Regions from separate parts of the Homo sapiens genome. Here region 2 is linked to region 1. Evidence: chromatin loops called from intact Hi-C (ENCODE). Cell type or tissue: heart left ventricle. All regions are shown on one strand.

Region 1 (8,000 bases):
CCTGTTTTACCAGTGAGGAAGCAGGCACACAGAGGTGAAGTTGCCCAAGGTCACACAGATGGTTGAGGGAGAGCCGGATTGGAATGAACTCTGTGCTGTTAGCCACTGTGTGAGGCTGGACTGTTCCATTCCAGCCTTTACGGCCTCTTCCAGGCCATTCCCCAGCTGCACTTGGATTCTCAGGCCAGGCACCGGCGGTCTCCTGTGAGGGTGGAGAGGAAGAGGGGGCTGCGTGGCTCGGGGAGGTCCAGGAGAGATGGCGGGAGGAGTAGAGTTTGGGGCCTGCGGTGCCAGAGGACCCCCTTACAAGACGAAAGACTGGGTTCTCAGGCTCCTGAAGCAAGGAGCACCTTCAGGGGTCTCCTGGTATTCACCCATCAAGGCTTGCTCAGGTGGCATGCGTGTGTGCGTGGCGGCTGCCCCCGGGCCCGGAAGCGCCTGTGGATACCAAAGCAAGTGGAAATGCCAGATGGAAAAGCCCCGTGTTAGTCAATGCTGTAGAGTTCAGCCAGCCTCGAGTTTGCAGGTTTACAGAGCTGCCTTGCGCCTGGCTGCTGCTGCTGCTGCATTCCTGCTTCTGCCTCCAGCTGTGACCACCTCCTGCCACTCCTGCTCTCACTGTGGGTTCCTGCTCACTCTGTCTCCAGGACAGACTGCCTTCCGGGCAGCCTTCCCTCCTCAAGCCTCTTGGCCTTTGCAATCCTCTTACCTGGGTCACTGGTGGGATCTCATTTGTGGATCAAGTCGCCCCCAGTGGAGACAAATGTCTGATGGAGTCTGGCCAAGGCCCTCCTGAGCCTTCACTGGGCCCTGCATGAGAAGCCTGCCAAGGCTGAGGGGCCAGGGAAACGGAGACGAAGCCCTCAGAGCAGGCCAAGAGGGTGGGAGGTGGGGGGCATTTAGAGGGTTAGATACAGAGCACCCCTTTACAAATACCAGCTACTGGCTTTTCGTATTACATGTTCATTTTAGATACAACATACTGCACACGCTCCCTTAACGTGTGTTTACGCGTGGGTGGTGTATCCTTCCAGACGTCTTCCTCACATCTATACATAATATGCATAGATAAAACATTTACCACCAAAACCCATAGTGTTATGTACATATTTGTCTGGCTGTGTAACTTTAAATAACATACAAATGTATAGAACAGAAGCTTGCCCTCTTTCTGAAATATCTAACGTGGGATTTCAGGCTTTCTGATGAGACCTCTGTAGAGGTCAGTGTTTTGCCACCAGAGGTCCTTCAGCCTCCATCTGTTCTCCCACCTACCCACATTCTGGCCCCTGGCAATTCACAGGGAGTTTAGGAAGTAGACACCAGGGCCCTATTTCCTGGAGACCAGCCTGGTGGCCGATGTCATAGAGTGCGGTGGGCCTGGGCCGGCCCTGCTCTGGGCCCGTGACCTGCGTGTCTGACTCGGGTCCAGCTGTTCTTCCTGCCAGAGCCTCTTCCTGTGAGGCGGGGGTAACACAACCTTCTGTGGTGGCTGTGGGATTAATCCGTATGGCTGCATTGTGAGTAAAGCCTGGTGGAAATCTCTGTCTCCACTGCTTTCCTTTTCCTGCTGTTCACCTTGGCTCCCTCGACACTTAATCCCCCTCCACATGTGTCTGGAGCGGGCAGAGCGGGGGCAGTTGATAGAAAGGGGGCCGGGTAGTGCCAAGGCTGTTACTTTCCCCCACTGCCTCCCTTGGCTAACTTGAAGTCTGACCCTTTATACCAGAACTGTAAGACAGTGTGTCAGAATGGATTCAGTTGCAGAGCAGGAAGCCTGGATCCCAGCGCCGGACGGAAATGAGAGGTCGATGGTGCAGGCTGGTGTGGGGGTTCCTCCACCGTCAGGGCCCAGGCTCCTTCTCAGGTCTCAGTCTCACTCTTCTTAGCACGAGGTCAGGTCTCATTCCTTGGCTGCGGGAGCTCCAGCCAGCACACGTTTTAGGAAGAAGGAGGAAGGAAGAAGGTAAAGGGTGGATGGCAGCTGCCTCCTCCTCTCTTGGAAGCTCACAGAGCGCTGGGTCACAATTCCCTGGGTAGAACTGGATCACACAGGCACCCCTGTCAGCAAAAGAGGCTGGAAAAAGTATTTCTGAAGCTGAATCAAATTAAGATTCCTGTTACTAAGAAGGGAGTGATTGTATGGGCGACTACAGGGACCACGGCCATACACGGTGCCTGGAAGACCAAGCTTGTGACAGTGACGAGGATTTGGAGAGGGCAGGGTGATGGGGAGCTTTGGGGGGAGTGCATTAGGAACCCTGACCTGGAGAGGGGCAGAATGAAACCTGCGGGCCCCTAACCCTAGTGGGTTGTTTGAGAAACCTGTCCTACTGTGGCAGGGGGCTGAGTCTTCTCAGGGTCATGCATGAAAACTGAAATTCCTGAAGGCCACACACAGCCCCGGAAGTGCTGACTGACAAGGGCACATGCCAGTGATGCAGTTTTCTTTTTTGTCTTCACTTTTGTTGTTCCGCCGTCTTCAACACATGGCTCCCAGCTCACAGCAAATGCTGCCCTGGTTCAGCTACCAGGAAGCAGGAGAGGGGAAGGGAGGGCAAGCCTCATTCTTTATGGAACAAAAGCAGTGGGCAGACAGCCTTCCCTCACGTTCCACTCACTGGAATGTGGTCTGGCTGCCTTCCCTGCAGGAGGTGGGATGCACCCTCAGTGCAGCAGCCCTGCCCCAGCCAAAAACGTCTCAGCACAGCTGTAAGAAGAGGAAGATGGCTAGAGACAGGCAGCCTTCCCTGCAAGGGCAATGAGGCAAGCCTGCCAAAAGCCTCCTTTGGAAATACTGTTTGATTACTTTTCAGAGTTTCTATTTAGGAAAAGGGCAAAACCTTTCAGGATCAGGAGTAGGTGAGCGGCGATCAGGCCTCACTCTTCACCGAGGGCCTTCCCTGAGGAGGGGCCTGCAGGACGCTGGCAGCGGAATGGGGCTGTGTGGCTGCTAGATTAGGTCATGGCAGGGAGACAGCCTCTTCCTGGTTCTTGCTAGAACAGGCACACTTGGGGCCTTGAGCTCCAGGGAGTTCATGGAAGACATCTGACTACCCTGAGCCCCTTGCTGGAGGGTTCTGGGGAGTGGCCCACGGCCACCGTCACCCATGGCCACCGTCACCCACAGGGGCCGTGAGGACATCCCTGGCCAGCATCTAACACAACCACATGGGATGCCCTAAGCAACTACTGCCCAGCCGAGGGCTGCCTGAATTTCTGACTCACAAATGGTGGGCAATGTGAAACGGGTATTTTAAGCTGCTGAGTTCTGCGGGAGTTTGCTGAGCAACAGTAGAAACCAGAACTCTCGGATACTGTGTTCTGTCCTTGAAACGGTGGAAGATTTTATGTGACCAGAATGGAATGTTTGAACAAATATTTTGAGAATAGAATTTTAAAACATTTACTCATCAGCATCCAAGGGTGGGGAGCAGTGTCATCTAGGAGACTGGTTCTATTATTTACGTAGATGTTCTTGAATTAAAGGATGGGAATATTTTTTCCTTCCAAAACTTTTTTTCAATTTTATATTCTGTTTTTCAAGTTTTTATTATGAAAATATTCAAACTCACAGGGAAGTTGAAAGACTAATACAAAGAAGAACCATACTCTTTCCACTGACATGATCCAACGAGGAATATTTTGCCACACGGCAAATATATACCGTATAATTTTCTGTACCACTTGATAGAAAGGTAAAGAATGAATATTGTTTTTTAAATAACTTTTTTCGTATATAAGTAATATGTGCTTATCGTGTAACTACCTAAAAACATTGAAAAATAAAAGGAAAATAAAATTCATACATAACCGCCCTGCCCAGATTAACTATCTTTGGTTCTTGGCTTGCTGAGCAAGCTTCTGACCTGAACTTGGTCTTCATTGGGCACGGCTGCCCTCTACTGACAGCTGGGAGTCCTCGGCCTCCTTATGAATGAATCAAGCCAGTTGGTTCTGAAACTGCAGAACAGAGCCTGATGGCCTCATACCTGGGTTTTTAAAAATCAAAATCTGGCCGGGTGCGGTGGCTCTCGCCTGTAATCCCAGCACTTTGGGAGGCTGAGGTGGGTGGATCACGAGGTCAGGAGATCGAGACCATCCTGGCTAACACGGTGAAACCCCGTCTCTACTAAAAATACAAAAAATTAGCTGGTCGTGGTGAAGGGCGCCTGTAGTCCCAGCTACTCGGGGGGCTGAGGCAGGAGAATGGGTGAACCCGGGAGGCGGAGCTTGCAGTGAGCCGAGATCACACCGCTGCACTCCAGCCTGGGAGACAGTGCGAGACTCCTCTCAAAAAAAAAAAATCAAAATCTTGGGTGAGGCCTCACCTGAAATATCAAGTGTGACTTCCCTGTCCTTGTCATATTGCTCCCTTGAATTGGAGCCTGCCCTGATGCCCGCCTGGCTCCAGGCCAAGCCCTAGCAGTTCTCCACCCCAGTTAGACAGCATGCAGCTGTGGTTCCAACGCCCCTCCCTCAGCTGAACCGATGCCCCTGATTCTCCCTAAATTCTCCTTTGTCCTTCAGTTCATCTTTCTTGTCCTTTTGCTCCAATCACATAGTGTGAGGGAAGACTCTCCTGAAACCATGTTTTCCCTCCGCTCTCACACTGCAACAATCATCTACACAGAAGAAGACTTCTGTGACCAAACGTGTGGGGACCTCTCCCCACTCCCAAGCGGTGGACGTCAGCCAGGTGTCCTCCAATCAGTTCCAACCCTGTCTACCTGGAGATAGTGCCAGATCCCACAGGTTGAGGGCTCCATCCCCAAGACTCATCCTTGCCCCACCCCACCAATCGAATGTTGGGGCCTCCAGAACTTCTGACCAACTGGGTTCAAGTTGGGGTTCCCACAACCCCCTCTTTGAGTTTGATTAATCTGGGGGAGTTGCTCACAGAGAATCAGTTTACTAAGAAGGATATTTTAAAGGATATGGATAATTAGCCAGACGAAGAGGTACATAGGGTGAGGCCTGGAAGCACAGGAGCTTCTGTTGCCGTGGAGCTGGGGTGCCCCACCCTCCCGGCATGTGGACGAGTTCTTCACCCTCCTGTCGGCCTCCACGTGTTCGGCCCAGTCCCCTTGGTTTTTTATGGAAGCTTCATGACTTTAGCATTCCTTCCCCCAGGGTATAGGATGGGACCCTCTCATGGGAGGGCCTTGAGTCCTGCCTCAGGGCAGTGGAAGGTCAGAGTCCTGCCCCTGAGGCCTGACTCACCCAACACTGTAACAAAAGACTGTAACAAGGGCTGTGGGAATTATGAGCCAGGAACCCTGGGTTGAAAACCAATACATAAACCAATATACGTACACATATTGTGAAGAGAAAATACAACTTGGGACCTCAAAATCACTAAGCCGAAGGGACAGATCAAGCTGGGAACTGTGTCACACAAACCTGCCTTCCATTCACAAATAAAAAAGCTACATGCCTCCCTCACAATTTGCCCTTGTGGGCAAGATCTTTACCCTAAAAGTGTTCTGTTGAATTCCACCCTGACAATGTAAATTGATAGTCTATCTTCGCAGTGATGGGACAAAGGAAAGAACTCAGCCATTTCTTTGCTCACCTGAGACAAATGCATATGTGATTGCTTCCTCTGCCCTACTTTATCTTATGTGAAAGTGCAGATTCACCCCAGCTAGCTGACTATTCCTTTGCCTCCCTTACATGTGGACGGCTGATCAAAGGCTCAAAAGAAGGCAACCACTTGCCTTTTATCTACCCACACCTTTTAAAAATGTCTTCCTCTTTCTGCAATACCTGCCCTTTTTCCTTTAAATATTGAAGCCCTCAAAATCATCTTTGGAGAAAGGCACAGACTTGGGTCCTGGGTGCATGTCCTTAACATTGGCAAAATAAACTTCTAAATTGACTGAGCTCTGTCTCAGATACTGTTTGGTTTACATGGTAACCATGAAGGGATTCTGAGTGGAGCTACCCCTGACCTTTGGCAAATCTCCTACGGGTACTTGGTGCCAGCTTGAGCTACCTTTATTGCTCAAATCAGTTGGACAATTTGCTGAGCCCTGGGAGCTCCTGTCTCCAGAGAATCCCTGATCTTCCAAAATCTGGTTGAGGTTTAAGGATTATTCTGCTGTGAAACTCTTTTTCTGGAGTTTTATTCACTTTCAACAAGGAGGGAGAGTTTTCCTGCTTCCATGATAATGGGGTGCAGGCAACTCCTTTGTGGAATTTCAGCCCACTTCCAACAGGGAAAGCAAGTTTGAGTTTTTTCCTACTTCTAGGATAGTAGTGTAGCAGGACCAGCCGCAGACAAAACTCCTCAGACACCGAGTTAAAGAAGGAAGGGGTTTATTCAGCCAGGAGCATTGGCAAGACTCCTGTCTGAAGAGCTGAGCTCCCCTAGTGAGCAATTCTTGTCCCTTTTAAGGGCTCACAACTCTAAGGGGGTCCACGTGAGAGGGTCGTGATCGATTGTGCAACCAGCGGGTACACGACTGGGGGCTGCATGCACCGGTAATCAGATTGGAACAGAACAGGACAAGGGTTTTCACAGTGCTTTTCCATACAATGTCTGGAATCTACAGATAACATAATCGAGTAGGCCGGGGCTCGATCTTTAACTACCAGGCCCGGGGTGTGGCGCCGGGCTGTCTGCTTGTGGATTTCATTTCTGCCTTTTCATTTTTACTTCTTCTTTCTTTGGAGGCAGAAATTGGGCATGAGACAATATGAGGGGTGGTCTTCTCCCTCAGTAGAGCACAGTCTTTAGCCAGGTCTCATTCCTAGGTAAGTAGCTGAATGGGGGTTTTGTCTTGGAAATTCTCCTTAATCACTAAAGTTAAGATGAACAACCAGTTGGTCTTAATTCCTCCTTACCATTAGAGTGCTCAGTAATAATATAAATTGTGTGATCATTTGTTTGTTTTGATTAACTGCTTTTTAAAAATTTGTTAGTTTCTGTTTTTGTTGTTTTGGTCTCTTTCCCATTAGGTTTGACCAACTCTACCCGACTTGATCAAATCCAGAGAAAAGTTCCAAATTATGGGGAACAAGGCCTCTGGATTGGCTAAATTCCCTCAGCTGAAAAAAAGGAAAAAGAAAAAATGGCCAGCAACAAGGAATGTGGGAGTTACCAACCAGCAACCATGGATGAAAGCCAGTACATGCATCTCTATGTCATAACAGCACACACACCTTGTCCTGTTGTACTTTCCACCTCCTGGGGTCTCTGGGGCATTTCATTTTACTCTTGCTCTTTTTTCAAGCTATCAATTTACGCCTCATTGCAAATAGCATATTCATGTATCCATATTTGTATAAGGAAGCCTCTATCATTTTTTTCTTTTTCTTTTTTTTTTTTTTTTGAGATGGAGTCTTGCTCTGTCACCCAGGCTAGAGTGCAGGTGGTGCGATCTCAGCTCACTGCAACCTCCACCTCCCGGGTTCAAACGATTCTCCTGCCTCAGCTTCCTGAATAGCTGGGATTACAGGCATGTGCCACCAAGACTGGCTAATTTTTGTATTTTTAGTAGAGATGGGGTTTCACTATGTTAGCCAGGCTAGTCTCAAACTCCTGACCTCAGGTGATCCACCCACCTTGGCCTCCTTAAGTGCTGAGATTACAGGCATGAGCCACTGCACCCGGCCTACCATTTTCATAAAAAGGATATACTTTGTTTCTCCTTCACAAAATTTGGGGCAATGAGAAAGATCCCAGTCATCTCTCTCTCTCTCTCTCTCTCTCATTTTCTTTTTTTAGACAGTGTCCTTCTCTGTCACCCAGGCTGGAGTGCAGTGGCACAGTCTCGGCTCACTGCAGCCTAAACCTCTGGGGCTCCAATGATTCTCCCACTTCAGCTTCCTGAGTAGCTGGGACCACAGGTGCATACCACCGTGCCTGGCTAATTTTTTAAAAAAAACTTGTAGAGACCAGGTCTTGCTATGTTGCTCAGGCTGGTCCCAAACTTCTAGGCTCCAGCGATCTTCCTGTGTCAGCCTCCCACAGTGCTGGTATTACAGGCGTGAGC
Region 2 (8,000 bases), 84 kb before region 1:
TTTTCAGGATTCAAATTTTCCATCAGATTGTGCTTACGCCTGTGAAGTAAAGTCCCGCAAGCTGAGAGTTTCGGATCTCTAACAAAAGATGCAGTTCAGCTGCCATTCTTGGTACCCCAGCACCCTCCCACTCCCACCACACACACACACACACACACACACACCCTCGTTGGCCTGACCTTCAGCATGATCACTGCCTGGCTTCGGGCAGAGCCTCTGTCAGTCGAGTTGCTACTGCCCTCAAGGGCAGTACAACTTCATATGTACACTTCATAGTGTGCTAAGACCCTGCACTTAATACAACATAGTATAATCCCTTATATGTCTACAGGCTGTGCTACTAGGGAGCTTGTGGTCTGGCTTAAAGTTTTATGACCTCTGAAAAATTTAAATGTACTTGGACATGACAATAGCCAGACAGGTCAATGTAACTAAATAGGTGGCCCATGACAAGCCCTTTTCTAGATAATGATTTAATACGATAAATTAGTTCAATGGGGAAGTTAAATGAGTAAATGGTAATGGGGCAATCAGTTCTTCGTAGGGAATGGAAACTCATGTTCCAAAATAAATTCAAGGGAGACTGTTGTAGTTTGAAAATATTTCCAGAAATTCTTTTATATTCCTGCTTTGAAGAGTTGGAGTTTAGGTCCTTTCCTTGAGTGTGGGATGGACTTAGTGATTTGCTTCTACTGGAGTAACATACGGCAAAAGCGACGGTGTGCACCTTCAGAGACCAGGGCATAAAAAGCGCCATGGTCCAGTGTCACCCTCTCTCTTGGATCACTTGTCATGCCATGAGGACACTCAAGCAGGCCTGTGGAGGGACCTGTACTATGAGAAACTGAGGCCTCCCACCAGCAGCCACGGGAACGAGCCAATTTGGAAGCAAATCCTCCAACTCCAACTGGGCTATTTCTCCAAATGACTGCAACCCCAGTCCACACCTTCAGTACAGCCTCGTCAAAGACCTTGAATCAGAGCCACTCAGTTAATATGCATTCAAATTCCTGGCCCACATAAACTGTGAAATAATAAATGTTTGTTGTTTTAAGCCACCGAGTTTTGGGGGCAATTTGTTATATGGTAATAGTTCATTAATTAAAAGATCAAAGGGAAAAATATTTTAAAATTAATTTTAAAAAAAACAGAACTGGGCCTTGGAGGAGAAAGGACCTCTAAACTTTAATGAAGGATTCCTGTATAACCTGAATATGGGTTTTGCCAGCCCACGCAACAAATGAGGCCACATCGGCCACGTCATTGGATGATGCCAGCTTGTGGGCCAGAGTGGAGTGTGGCCATAGGGCATCTTTTCCCCTTTTTGAAGTTTCCTGACTATGGCAAGACTGCCAGTATTCACCAAATATCCACGAGATCTTCTAAGCCCTGGCCTCCTTTGCAGTTAGAACGGAGCTGTGTGACCTGGTTCTGGCCAAAGAGAGGTGGTTGTAAATGACGTAATTGCACTTCTGGGCCTAGCCCTTAAAGCATCCCATGGGGTCTTCCAGCCTTCTCTTCTCTACAGTGGCAATTCTGAAGGCCACACATTCCAGATATTATGGCTGCAAGACAGAAGAGAGCAAACTGACTTACAATGAAGTTTACGTGAAGAACAAATAAACCTTCTTGTCTTAGGCCACCGGGAGGGAGGGTGTATTTGTTACTGCAACCTCGTCTAACTATGCTGACTACACCATTGCGCTTTTCTAGCATTGCTGGGTCTTTGAGGTATTCCATGTGTCCTCCAGGGCCAGTCCAGATTGTGTGTGTCTACACTGCTGTCACCTCCAGTTTAGTAACAGTGCTTTGTACTCGGGACCCTGGTGCGCACCACACAGGCAGATATGAACGTAAGCCTTTCTTGTAATTTTCCCTTAGTCCAGTCACAACCAGACCATCATGCTTCAGAAGAGCTATTGTTCGGAGAATAACCTGCCACAGGCTACCTTCCACACCCACAGACCCTGGGCAGTCCCGTGGGGCCCCTACGGGGCACTCCCTGCCAGCTCCTGACCTGCTCCCTCAGTGTTTCTCTGGACTCCGACACAGCCAGACCCAGAGAGAGGGAGGGGTCAACCACTGACCCAGCTAAGGCTGCACTTTTCAAGTCCTCAGATCCCGCCCCAACATCTTCCGCTTCCCAGGGAGATAGAGAAAGGTGATCCACTCCCCTCAGGAAGACACGGTACCTCCGGGAGTGTGACCACAGCAACACCAATCATGAAAACTCAGATAGTGCATACTGTATGGCGTCATAAGATCTGAGCCTCAAGACTGCCCAGCTGTGAGTCCTGGGACAGTTTTCTTACCCTCTCTGTTCCCCCATCTGTAAAATGGGGATGTATGCAGTGCTGTCATCAATGGGTTATTGACAAGATTCAATATATCAATATGTATGTTCTAAGTGCCTTACATATGCTAATTTAATTTTCACAACTCTGTGAAGTAGGTATTATTATTACCTATATTCCAGATGAGGGAGCAGAGACCAAAGATTACACAACTGCCCAGTCCCATAAGAAACCCAGAGCCCAACACAGATTCAAGAAAATACCTTGGAGCAGGTGCCATTTTTCACCAACTCTCCGTCCAAATTAGGGAAAGACAGCTCCTTTGATTTTCTCCTTTCCCAAGGTCTTATGAAACTGTGAGTTAATCCATGTGTACAAGAGGACATCCAGTTCTCTTTCTTTTAAAACAAAAATTTCCTCCTCCTGCCAAGTTGGCAGAGGCTTGTAAGGGTGGTGTCCTAACAGCCTCCTGTTTGGTCTTGGCACTCTGTGGCTTGTGAACAACAACCAGAGATGAATATATCTACAGGAGGAGAACAAGCAGCTGGGCTTGAACCAGCAGGTGCCCAGGCCAGAGCATTTCAAAGATGTCAAAGATCACAGCCTCAAAACTACCAGCTGTGTGTCCTGGGACAATTTGCTTTCCCTCTCTGTTTCCCCTTCTGTAGAACAGGTATATGTATGTGCATATATATATATATATATATATATATATATATATATATATACACACACACACACACACACACACAGTGCCTTCATCAAAGGGCTGTTGAGAAGATTCAATGTATCTATATATATAAAGCATTTAGAAGAGTGCTTGGCACAAAATAAGCCCCATAAAATTTCTCGCTGTTGTTGATTATCATTTTAGATGTAAGTGTCAGTCAGAACTCCTGACACAGACATCTCCCTTTCCACAGGACCCAGAAATGATAACAGTAGGAGGCTGCTTGCTCCTTCTAGACCTTTTCCCAGGGACTGTGGGTTATCCCTTAAGAGCCTCTGGTAACAGGTTTCTCCAGATTCATCCCACGGTCCCTTCCAGCTCAACAGCGCCACCTGCCACACAGATTTTACACATCCATGTAAAGCTTGAGGGATGAAAGGAAATTGTTGGTGTTAAAGGGCAAGCAGGAAAGAGAACAGCAATTGATGGCCAATTCAAAAGGTGAACTTCTTTAATAAAGAATGTGTTCCCACAATGGACACAAACTCTACAAAAGGTACCGAAAGACTTGATGTAAGGACAGGACAGGCAGTCCCTGGGAGAGATGGCTCAATTGGGTGACACACATGATAGAAGGGTAAAGAAAATTAAACAACCAGACACTATTTGCTGCCTACAAATTTAGAGAAAAAACAAACCTGCCACAACCCAATCCTGGGGAGGTGAGTGAGTAAAGAGCTTTTACTTATAGTTGGAAACTTTATAAATTGAAATACTCCTTCTTGAAGTAGTAGTTTAGCAATCTGATGCAATTTAGGATTATTTATGTTTACATATAATTTTTGAATAAATACTATATTCTCGTGGTTCAAAATGCAGGAGTATAAAGACGATATGCACTGAAAATTCTCCTTCCCACCCTTCTCTTCCAGCCACCCAGGTGCCTCCTCACCGACAGCCCCGGTTAGTGGTTTCTGGTGTGAACTTTCAGGAACATTTTTATGAACATACACAAATATGTACACATTCATTTCACCCTTTCTTATGCAAATTATAACATAGCTTGGCACATTGATTTCTTTATTTCACATGCATCTTGGAGATTTTCCCATACCATTTTATAAAGAGGCCCCTCTTCCTTTTTTATGGCTGAAAGTAGTACATTGCATGCTGTTATGGGTTGAACTGTGTTCCCCCAAAATTCGTATGTTGAAGTCCTAACCCCAGATACTTCCTAATGTGACCTTATTTGGAAACAGAGTCATTGCAGATGTATTTAGTTAAGCCGAGGTCATGCTGGAGTGAGTAGTTTAGGGCCCTAATCCGATATAACTGGTCTCCTTAAAAAAGGGAGAAATTTGCACACAGGCATGCATGCAGTGAGAAGGCTGTGTGTGATGGTAAAGGCAGAGACTGGGTGCTGTGTCCACAAGCCAAGTGTAGCAGGACAAGTCGCAGACAAAACTCCTCAGACACCGGATTAAAGAAGGAAGAGGTTTTTATTCGGCCGGGAGCATCGGCAGACTCACGTCTTAAGAGCCGAGCTCCCCGAAAAAGAAATTCCTAGCCCTTTTAAGGGCTTACAACTCTAAGGGGTTCACGTGAAAGGGTCATAATAGATCAAGTAAGCGTGAGGAACGTGACTGGGGGCTACACACATCAGCTAACAGAACAAAAAGTTTTACAGTGCTTTCTCACACAATGTCTGGAGTTTACAGATAACACCAGTAGTTTTGGTCAGGGGTTATTATTATTATTATTATTATTATTATTATTATTATTATTTTAACCACCAGGGCCAGGTGGTGGCGCCAAGGTCGTCTCGCTATCTTCTGTTTCTTTCCAACTCTGTGCTTTCTCCCTTTTCTCCTGTCTTATAAACTAGGGAAAAGGGGAGGTTGGGGAGAAGCTGGGAAGGACAACAGGAGAAGTGGTGGTCTCCGTCCAAAGGAACACCAAGGATTTCCATCAAACCACCAGCAGCTAGGTACAAAACGTGGAACCGATTCTCCCTCACAGCCTCAGAAGGAACCAAACTTGCTGACACCTTGATCTCAGACATCTAGCCTCCAAAACTGTGAGACAATAACTTGTTCCTATTTAAGCCACATTGTGTGGGGTACTTTCTTACAGCAGCCCTGGAAAACTAATACACGTGAATGTACAATAATTTATGTAATCACGTCTTTAGTTTGGACCTTTAGGTTTTCTCCATCTTTTACTTTAGACACACTATTGTGAATAACCTTTTCACACACCATTTCATGAGTGTGTGACTATACCAGCAGGGTAGACTCGTAGAGGAGAATTGCTGCGGCAAAGAGTACGTGCACGTCCATCCACACCGCACGCTGCCTTCCCTGGAGGTGAGGTCCGTCAACACCCCACCAGCGGGGAAGAGTGCTTTCCCCACCATGCTGTCACCACCACAGCGTGGATCAAACTCAGGATCTTTGCCATTCTAATAAGAGAAAAATTGTATTTCCATGTAGTTTGGGCTTGCATTCTTTTTTATTTTGAATCATTTGTATAAGCTTTCCTGTGAGCCCATTTTTCCACTGGGTTGTTCAGGTTTTCAATTTTGGAGAAGCTCTGTGTATCAGGGAAATTTGCCCTTTGTGATATAACATGCAAATATTTTTTCCCAGTTAGTCATTTGATTTTTTTACTTTTCTTGTAGTGGTTTTGCCACACGGAAGTATTTTATTTCTATGTGTTTGAATTGCTCTATCTTTACTTTTACAGTTTTTGGATTTTGCGTTATAGTAAAAAGGAAAGAAAGAAAACAAAAACCCTCCCTCAGTCCAATATGAGCAAAGCAATCTCCTGCAGTTTTTTTTTTTTCTTTGTAAAATTTTATGGAAGTGGGAGCAGCTGCCAGGATGGTTGGTGTGTGTGCATTTCACAGTTCAGTCTTAGATACACCTGGCATTCATCCTGGTGTAAGGGCTGTGGTTTGAATCCAACTTCATTTTTTCCCCAATGCTTCCCAGCTGTCCCTGTTCTGTCTTTGCCACTAGTTTGAAATGCTAGCTTTACCAGATGCCGAATACCCATGACTGTTTAGGTCTATTTCTAGACTTTATATGTATGTCTCAGAATTATACCAGCTTAATTATTAACGTGCCTTAATAGTGCCTTGCGTCATTCATATTTTTATAGGCATTTTCTAGCTAGAAACAAGCAAGAGTCTGTTAAATTTGTCCATGTGAACTTTAGAATCAGTTGTGGGTTGCCAAAGGAGATTCTATTGCTAGCTTTTATCAGGATCATGACAATTATACTTTACAAGAAATGACTGTTCTGATGTCAAGTGTTTCCATTCATGTGAATGGAACATCCAAGAATCTTTCCATAAGTTTAGTTCATCCTCTATGTCCCCAGGAGCACTGTAAATTTTCTTCATATGGGTCTTGCACGTGAGTCATGAATTCCTGGGCATTTGGTCTTTTGTTTGTTTCTATTGTAAATGTAGTCTTTCCTTCCATTATTCCAACTGTAGTTTCTATATAAGGAAACTTGATTTCTATATGTTAATTTTGAAAACACACCTTACAGCATTCTCGTTTTTTCTAGTTTTTTCAAGTTAATTCTTGTGAGTTTTCCAAAAATGAAATCATATCTGCAAATAAGACAATTACACCTCTGCTTTCCAATGTTTATATTCTGACTTCTTTTTTCTTTGTTTAATCCAGCTGCAATGGGAAATAATAGTACTGATGAGTAACAACCTTGTCTAGTTCTTTACTCTGATTGTTTCCAGTGTTTACCTATTAAGCTTATTAGTGTTTCTAATTCCCTATTGTTCTTATTTTAAGACTCTTAAAAATGTCTGTCTATTGAACCAGTGATTCCTCTTCTTGTCAATTATTCCAAGGAAAATACGATGAAAGCGTTCTGCACGCTACTATCTAAAACAGCACTGATTTATTTTTTAAAAAAGACATACTTAGAAAAAACCTCTGTGAGTTATACAGAATAGTTAAGGAGACTGTAGTTTAATGGAATATCACAGAGAGTAAAAACATGAAAAATGCTAATGTATAATATTATTTGTAAAAATGCTATATAAAAATACAGATATAGTATGATTATGACACTATCTGAAAAACACTCACAAACTGGTGATAGAAAAAAGTTTACTAAGTTTACTAAGTAAGTTTACTAAGTTTACTAAAGTTTACTAAGTAAGAAAATTTACTAAATTATGGGCTGGGTGTGGTGGCACATGCTTGTAATCCCAGCACTTTGGGAGGCTGAGGCAGGGGGATCATTTGAGCTCAGTAGTTCAAGACCAGCCTGGGCAACATAGTAAGACCTTGTCTCTATTTTTTTTAAAAAAAGGAAAGTTTAGGCCGGGCGCGGTGGCTCACGCCTGTAATCCCAGCACTTTGGGAGGCCGAGGTAGGTGAGTCACCCAAGGTCAGGAGTTTGAGACCAGCCTGGCCAACATGATGAAACCCCATCTCTACTAAAAATACAAAAACTTAGCTGGGCATGGTGGTGTGCGCCTGTAATCCCAGCTACTCAGGAGGCTGAGGCAGGAGAATCCCTTGAACCTGGGAGGGGGAGGTTGCAGTGAACTGAGATCGTGCCACTGCATTCCAGTCTGGGCAACAAGACCAAAAACTAGTTTACTAAATTAAGAATAATTTTTCTGTTTTCCAGATTTAACATAATGAACTGATATTATGGTACAGTGGGAGGAGAGATTTTATTTTAAAATAAATTTGCCATTGGGCATGGTGGTTCACACCTGTAATCTCAGTACTTTTGGAAGCCAAGGTGGGAGGATCACTTGAGGCCCAGGAATTTGAGACCAGCCTGGTCAACACAGCAAGACCCTACCGCTGCAAAAAAAATTAAAAAATTAATCTGAGGCCGGGAGCAGTGGCTCACGCCTGTAATCCCAGCACTTTGGGAGGCCAAGGTGGGCGGATCACCTGAGGTCAGGAGTTTGAGACCAGCCTGGCCAACATGGTGAAATCTTGTCTCTACCAAAATACAAAAATTAGCCTGGTGTGGTGGCATGTGCC

What was found. Hi-C counts contacts between places; a loop is a spot of excess contacts. Peaks named below come from ENCODE experiments on the same cell type or tissue, not always from the same donor. Only the 100,000 strongest peaks of a DNase experiment are listed, where the experiment ranks them.
Region 2: a loop joins it to region 1, with 5 times the contacts of the local background. A loop is called at or near these places in 78 of 110 quality-filtered maps.

What each region holds. Positions count from the first base shown.
Region 1 is chr5:180,780,595-180,788,594 of GRCh38, reverse strand. It overlaps MGAT1 (alpha-1,3-mannosyl-glycoprotein 2-beta-N-acetylglucosaminyltransferase), which reads left to right. Exons shown (of 2, transcript NM_002406.4): 2 at 1-3,815. Among named protein-coding and RNA genes, the nearest start is that of MGAT1, 18 kb to the left of the region's middle. RefSeq lists enhancers at 1,738-2,648, 2,649-3,560. In heart left ventricle, a CTCF peak has its summit at 3,894 (motif pointing left); DNase peaks (open chromatin) are centred at 1,337, 2,667 and 3,904; H3K4me3 peaks cover 590 bases; H3K27ac peaks cover 2,758 bases.
Region 2 is chr5:180,864,527-180,872,526 of GRCh38, reverse strand. LOC124901155 (a long non-coding RNA gene) reads right to left here and starts at 2,753. Exons shown (of 2, transcript XR_007059089.1): 1 at 2,558-2,753; 2 at 1,161-1,565. In heart left ventricle, a CTCF peak has its summit at 3,356; a DNase peak (open chromatin) is centred at 3,346.